Linked DNA regions of Homo sapiens: region 2 is linked to region 1. Evidence: chromatin contacts called from ENCODE Hi-C or POLR2A ChIA-PET data. All regions are on one chromosome and are shown on one strand. The core of a region is the stretch at or near the end of the contact, and the rest is flanking DNA. Distances in the headings are between cores, read along the strand shown. Region 1 overlaps COMETT (cytosolic oncogenic antisense to MET transcript). Region 2 overlaps COMETT (cytosolic oncogenic antisense to MET transcript).

Region 1 (2,771 bases), core at 195-2,694:
GTGTTTAGTTGTGACAAGTGCCTCATTCCAAGTTTCTGATAAAATCATCTGTCTCCTTTTCCTTTTCCTCCCCCTTTTTTGTAACTTTTACTTTATAGCCTTCTTTTATGTTTTTTTAAATTCTAAGCTGTATCAAATGTTAGCACATATGTGGGGAATGAATTAAAGATTTTCTACCACAAGTCTCACAGTAACTCTGTGTTCTGTTATTTAATCCATGGTGAAATTGAGGACTAATCAGTCAACTAATGTTTATAGTTTACAGTTCAGAATGTGTATGCTGAGTAGGCTAAGTAGGTTAGAGTTTACATGGATTTGGCCAAATTTGACATGATATATTCTTTCTTTTTATTGTAACCCTTATATTTAACCAAAGTCTAGATAAATGCAATGTCCTTATAATCTGTGTTCAGTCTCAACAACATCGACTGCTGAGCCCCACAGCACTGGATTTAGTCCCAGCTGGAGTTCCAGCTTGAAGGGCAAACTCATAACAGGGCCAGGTCTTTCCTTGTTTATAGGAAACTTCACCAATTGAAAATTTTGATCTGTCATATACTGTCAGGATAAATACACACACACACACACACACACACACACACACATATATATATACACACACACACACACACACACACACACCGCAGATGGGTGAGAATTGAACATCTTGAATTTTTCATTGTCCCTAGTCAGGATACTAAGAGTATATTTTGTAGATAAAAGTCATCCTTTTTGGTGTGCATTAGTCCCATCATAATATCACATGTGTTCCTAGTTATGTAAATTCAATTTTCAGATAATCAAGTTAAATGTAAGACATTTGCTTATTGCAATATATGCAGATCTCAGTGGAGGAGGGTGTTCCCTTCTTTTGTCAATAGTCCCTATAATATGGCAGTTACTTGGATTGTATTATTTAAAGGGCATGCATGATGTAATCCAACCCTGTCTTTTTACCACCAGATCAAACAGAAAATAGTAGGATCTAATGGAAAGATACAGGACTAAGAATCAGGTCTCATCTGGCTCTGTGACCTCAGACAAGCCAAAGCTTCTCTGGGCCCCGGTTTCTTCTTTTACAAAATGAAAGGGCTGTATTAGACTACCTTTAAACCTTGTTCAGCTCTAGAATGTTACAATTCTATGAGAATGACCATTAATAAGCTCATAGTCTGTTTTGGATCTTCACTGGGAGGAGAGCTCTAAGTATGGGACAGCTTTTCTTTGCTGGAGAATACACTTTTAAGCTTGAGACTCTGAAATGACTGGTGGAAAAGGGAGAGGCTTGCACCGGTTCAAGAGAGCCTTCTTTTCCCTAAGGACACGTGCTGTAGTCTTCTGACTGTTTAATGACGCAAGGGGAGGGGCGCGTCACAGCAGCTGAGCCTGTGGCTCTGACTTGGCAACTGACTCACTGGCGTCCTGGCTTCTGAACCTTGGAAGAGCCCATAGAAGCGGTAGTGCTGAGTCCAAGAGTATAGAGAAGTGGGCGGAGTGGACACTACCTGCTTTGTGGCAGAGCAAGCTCAGGTCTAGGAGAGGTGGTAACGGTGAGGCAGTGAGCATGGAGTCAGGTAAAAGAGGACCTTGTGAAGGAAGAGGATAATAAGCTTTGCATAAGCAATGCATGGAAAATGGACCCTGAATGATTAGACAGTAGACGCCTTTAAGGAAAAACTCATTTTGTGGATTACCTCAGATGTAATGGATATTCTTTACATCATACATAAAGATGAACTGTTTGATCTGTTTATCTACTACAGTCAGAGCACTAAGGTTTACTGAGTACTGTTGGCATATACTGTGGAAAGTGCTCTATATTCATTAGGTCTTTTAATCACATAACCATAGGAAGTAGGAATCATTATTCCCATTTTACAGATAAAGAGTCCGAGGTTTAGGTGACTTACATAATGCCCAATGACACACAGTGTTTCTTCTCTCCTGTGGAGACAGTTTGAATTCACTTTGGCTAAGTGAAACTGAAGGTAGCAGTCAGTGAAACCTGTCTCTTCATATGAGTGAAACCGAAGGTAGCAGCCAGTCAAATCTGGCTCTTTAGATATAGAGAGAAATTTAAATAATTTTTTAAAAAGTTTAACTCTCTCAGCTATGCTTGACTTCAGTACTCTGGTCTTACTAGGAACTGAACATTTTTATTTTAGTAGTCAGTCACTAAACATTGATTGTTTCTCCCCCTTTTCATTTCTGCTTAAGAATTCTAATCTACTCCCAAGGCAAATGGATACCTTTGGCCAATCAAAGAGAAGGTCAAGTAAAATGAAGTGTGCAATAAAGAAGCACATAAATATATTTCAGAAAAAAATGTAAGTTACAGTTTCTACTGTTGCTGGTCTTTGCTTTCGTCTGCCTTTTAACCCTTTCATGGCACGGTTATGAAGTCTCTTAGTTATCAAACTATGATCTTCAGGTCAAATCTGGCCATCTTATTTTGTATGGCCCATGAGCTAAGAATAATTTTTACAAATAAATATTTGCAATTTATTTGATGATAGGGAACTCTAACTTTTTTTTTTTTTGAGACAGGGTTTCACTCTGTCACCCAGGCTGTTGCCATGGTGTGATCATGGCTCACTGTAGCCTTGACCTCTTGGTGCTCAGGTGATCCTCCCAACTCAGCCTCCAGAATAGCTGGGACTGTAGGTGTGTGCTCCCACACCCAGCTAATTTTTCTATTTTTTATAGAGATAAGGTTTTGTCATGTTTCTCAGGCTGGTCTCAAACTCCTGGGCTCAAGCCATCCACCCAGC
Region 2 (2,771 bases), core at 97-2,596, 48 kb after region 1:
TTCCTGTCAGTGGATGCAGGAGTTTCAAGAAACTTCATTCTTCTTTTGGGGTCAAACTTAAAAGAAGTTTGAAAATGCAATCAATTTCAGATTTCCAGTCACTTTGTTTCCTAAAAAGTTAGAGTTTGTTTTGATAATCCTGTGGTACTGATAGAAATACAGGGATAGATTAATTTTTTTCTTTCTTGGTCTTTTTGGGCCAGGAGAAGTTTTTTGAGACAGCTTGCTGGGATGGGGGTGGAGGTGGCTCTGGTCATAGGACAGGGTGAAGCCCTGGGTGGTATTTGTGAGCCAGTATCAGCAACACTAGTACTGGCCAGTAGTAAGTGAAATGTTAGCAAATCACAGTCACAGGATAAATTCAGCCCACTGCCTATTTTTCCCCCAATAAAACAGTTTAATTGGAACACAGCCATGCCCATTCATTCACCTATTATCTCTGGTTGCTTTAGTGCCAAAATGGCAATGTTCACTCATTGTGACAAAGACCATATGACCTGCAAAGCCTAAAAAATATTTGCTATCTGGTCTAGAAAAAGTTTGTTAAACTCTGTAGTAAGCTATTCACAGAATTAGAAGAGAATTGGTTGAAAAATATTCAACATGTCTATATCAACTTTTGGGAGTCAAGACCTAACTCAAAGAGGCCACCTGTTGGCTTGAAAGTGGCACCCCTGCAATTTGGAGTCAGTTCCTCAAAGGTTAACAGCAGTGAGACACATGCTGGTCTCCAGTTAGCACTTACAGTTTCAGTTTCAAAAACTCATTGTAAAAATAGGCTTATGTTTTTCAGAACTCGATGGAAATTATGAACTAGTATTTGGTACAATTTAGAATTTTGTGCTAGCAAAAAATTGCTCATTGGAGACCTCCTAGAAAATATTGGAGACCTCCTAGAAAATGTTTCCAGGACTGTTGTCTTTTTATTCAGCCTACAGGAATGCTTGACCCTTTCTTTCTTTCTTTCTTTCTTTCTTTCTTTCTTTCTTTCTTTCTTTCTTTCTTTCTTGCTTTCTTGCTTTCTTGCTTTCTTGCTTTCTTGCTTTCTTTCTTGCTTTCTTTCTTCTTTCTTTTTTCTTTCTTTTTTTTTTGGAACTCTGTTGTCCCCTTGGGTCTCATCGTTCTCAGATTTTTTTTTAAACTAGTGAGTCAGACCCCTGTTACAATGAGAAAAATGTTCAGTCTCACAGTCTCTTGCTATCGTGAGAGATGGCACTGAGGCGCAAAGATGTCACTGGATGAACTAAATATAGTCCCAGCAATGCACTGGCTCCCAGGCCCATCCACTCTCTGTAGAGAAGGGCTGCCACATGTCACAAGCCTCCTCCTCTTTCTTTGCCCTGTGCTTTTTACATTGCTCTGAGGAATCTTTCCCCTCAGGGTAGAGCTGATGAAAGAAACATTCCTAAATTCCCTGAAGACATGCTAGACTCGAGAGCTGCATGAACCCTTTTCTGGAGGAAACTCACTGATTGTGGTGACCAAGCAGCATTGGGAGCCTCAAGAAGCCTAGTTAGAGCTTGTTTTCTTTCCTGTCTTTAACAAATTCGCTATGCATTTGGGTGGCTGCACTTAGCCCTGTGACACCACAGGGTGGAACTTTGCAATTTGCTTCTTGGTACCAATGAGTTGGGCAATGTAGTTTACAGGTTAAATGATGGGAATGGGCAGTTCTAATGACATTAAAAATATTGATGGGATAAAATCACATGGGAGAGGGATGAAACAATACTATATTTAAACCAAAAAAGGATTGTCCAGCTGATTTAAAATCTCCTCACTTGTGTGCGGCTGGTGTGCTTAGTCTTCTCAGTGGTTTCCATGAGAAGGTAGGATCCTGAGTTGATGACCCTTCTCCTTACTGACCCCCTCCTTCCTAGGAATGGAGCTTAGACCCCATCCTGCAGGAAGACAGCTGCCCCAGCAGAGGGAGGATGAAAATTATGGCTTTTCCTCTGACTCACTGTGCGACCATGGAAAATTCCTGATTACAAAACATGGAAGAGTCAAAGCTTTTCCCTTGAGAAACATCTCCTGTGTCTCCCACCCTTCTACTCACCCACGTATCTCAAACTGTCTCCTTGGGCAGTATGGAGAGCTGGGACCTCCACAACTGTGAGAGGGGAGCAAGCTACAGACAGCTGGGGTCACTTACTTGGCTGGGAGCCTAGCTTTGGTCGTGGGTGACTGTGTTGGATAATGTAAGTCCAGCTGCTATAACAGATAAACCTTCAAATATTAGTGGCTCACACAATGGAAATTTCTTACGCATGGAAAAGTCCATTAGTGCTGGAGGGTGGGGTAGGCTGTGGGCTGTGGGGGATGGTACTTTCCTATGTGTAGTCTTTTTTTTTTTTTTTTCAGACAGGGTCTTGCTCTGTCCCCCAGGCTGGAGTACAGTGGCACGATCTTGGCTCACAACAACCTATGCTTCCCGGGTTTAAGTGATCCTCATTCCTCAGCCTACCGAGTAGCTGGGATTATAGGCATGAGCCACCATGCTCGGCCTCTGTGTAGCCTTTTGAGGACCCAAGCTGAGAGATGTTGTGTCCTTTCAACATGGGGTTTTCATGGATGCCCTTGGTCTAGATATCCAGCTGACATATAGAGGAAGAGTGTAGAATCACACATGAGATTTTTATCATCCAGGTCCAGAAATGGAGCACACAATTTCTGCTCAGATTCTAGTGCCAGATCTTAGGCACATGGTCACTGCAAGAAAGGCTGGGAAGTGTTGTCTAGCTGTGTGCCCAGGAGGAAAGGTAAAAGAT

The links. Hi-C counts contacts between places; a loop is a spot of excess contacts on that map. ChIA-PET counts read pairs that join two places held with the same protein, here RNA polymerase II (POLR2A). Pooled maps may share reads with other maps.
Region 2: a loop to region 1 is called in a pooled map, with 4 times the contacts of the local background. The contact joins two enhancer-like sites. A Hi-C loop is called at or near these places in 1 of 168 maps with a recorded cell type or tissue (gastrocnemius medialis), 7 of 37 single-sample maps with no recorded cell type and 5 of 50 pooled maps. POLR2A ChIA-PET finds 5 or more read pairs at or near these places in 4 of 52 experiments (HEK293, MCF 10A, PC-9 and 1 more).

Annotation. Positions count from the first base shown.
Region 1 is chr7:116,629,729-116,632,499 of GRCh38, reverse strand. All of the region lies in intron 2 of COMETT (cytosolic oncogenic antisense to MET transcript), which reads left to right. Among named protein-coding and RNA genes, the nearest start is that of MET, 41 kb to the left of the region's middle. RefSeq lists a silencer at 139-339 and an enhancer at 1,970-2,089. Within about 2 kb of position 1,444, at least 13 of the 41 ENCODE cell types and tissues checked have a DNase peak (open chromatin) inside an H3K27ac peak, as active enhancers do; they include gastrocnemius medialis, where a contact is called at or near this core.
Region 2 is chr7:116,581,791-116,584,561 of GRCh38, reverse strand. The region is part of intron 2 of COMETT (cytosolic oncogenic antisense to MET transcript); the gene reads left to right. Among named protein-coding and RNA genes, the nearest start is that of CAV1, 58 kb to the right of the region's middle. RefSeq lists an enhancer at 778-877. Within about 2 kb of position 1,346, at least 11 of the 41 ENCODE cell types and tissues checked have a DNase peak (open chromatin) inside an H3K27ac peak, as active enhancers do; they include gastrocnemius medialis, where a contact is called at or near this core.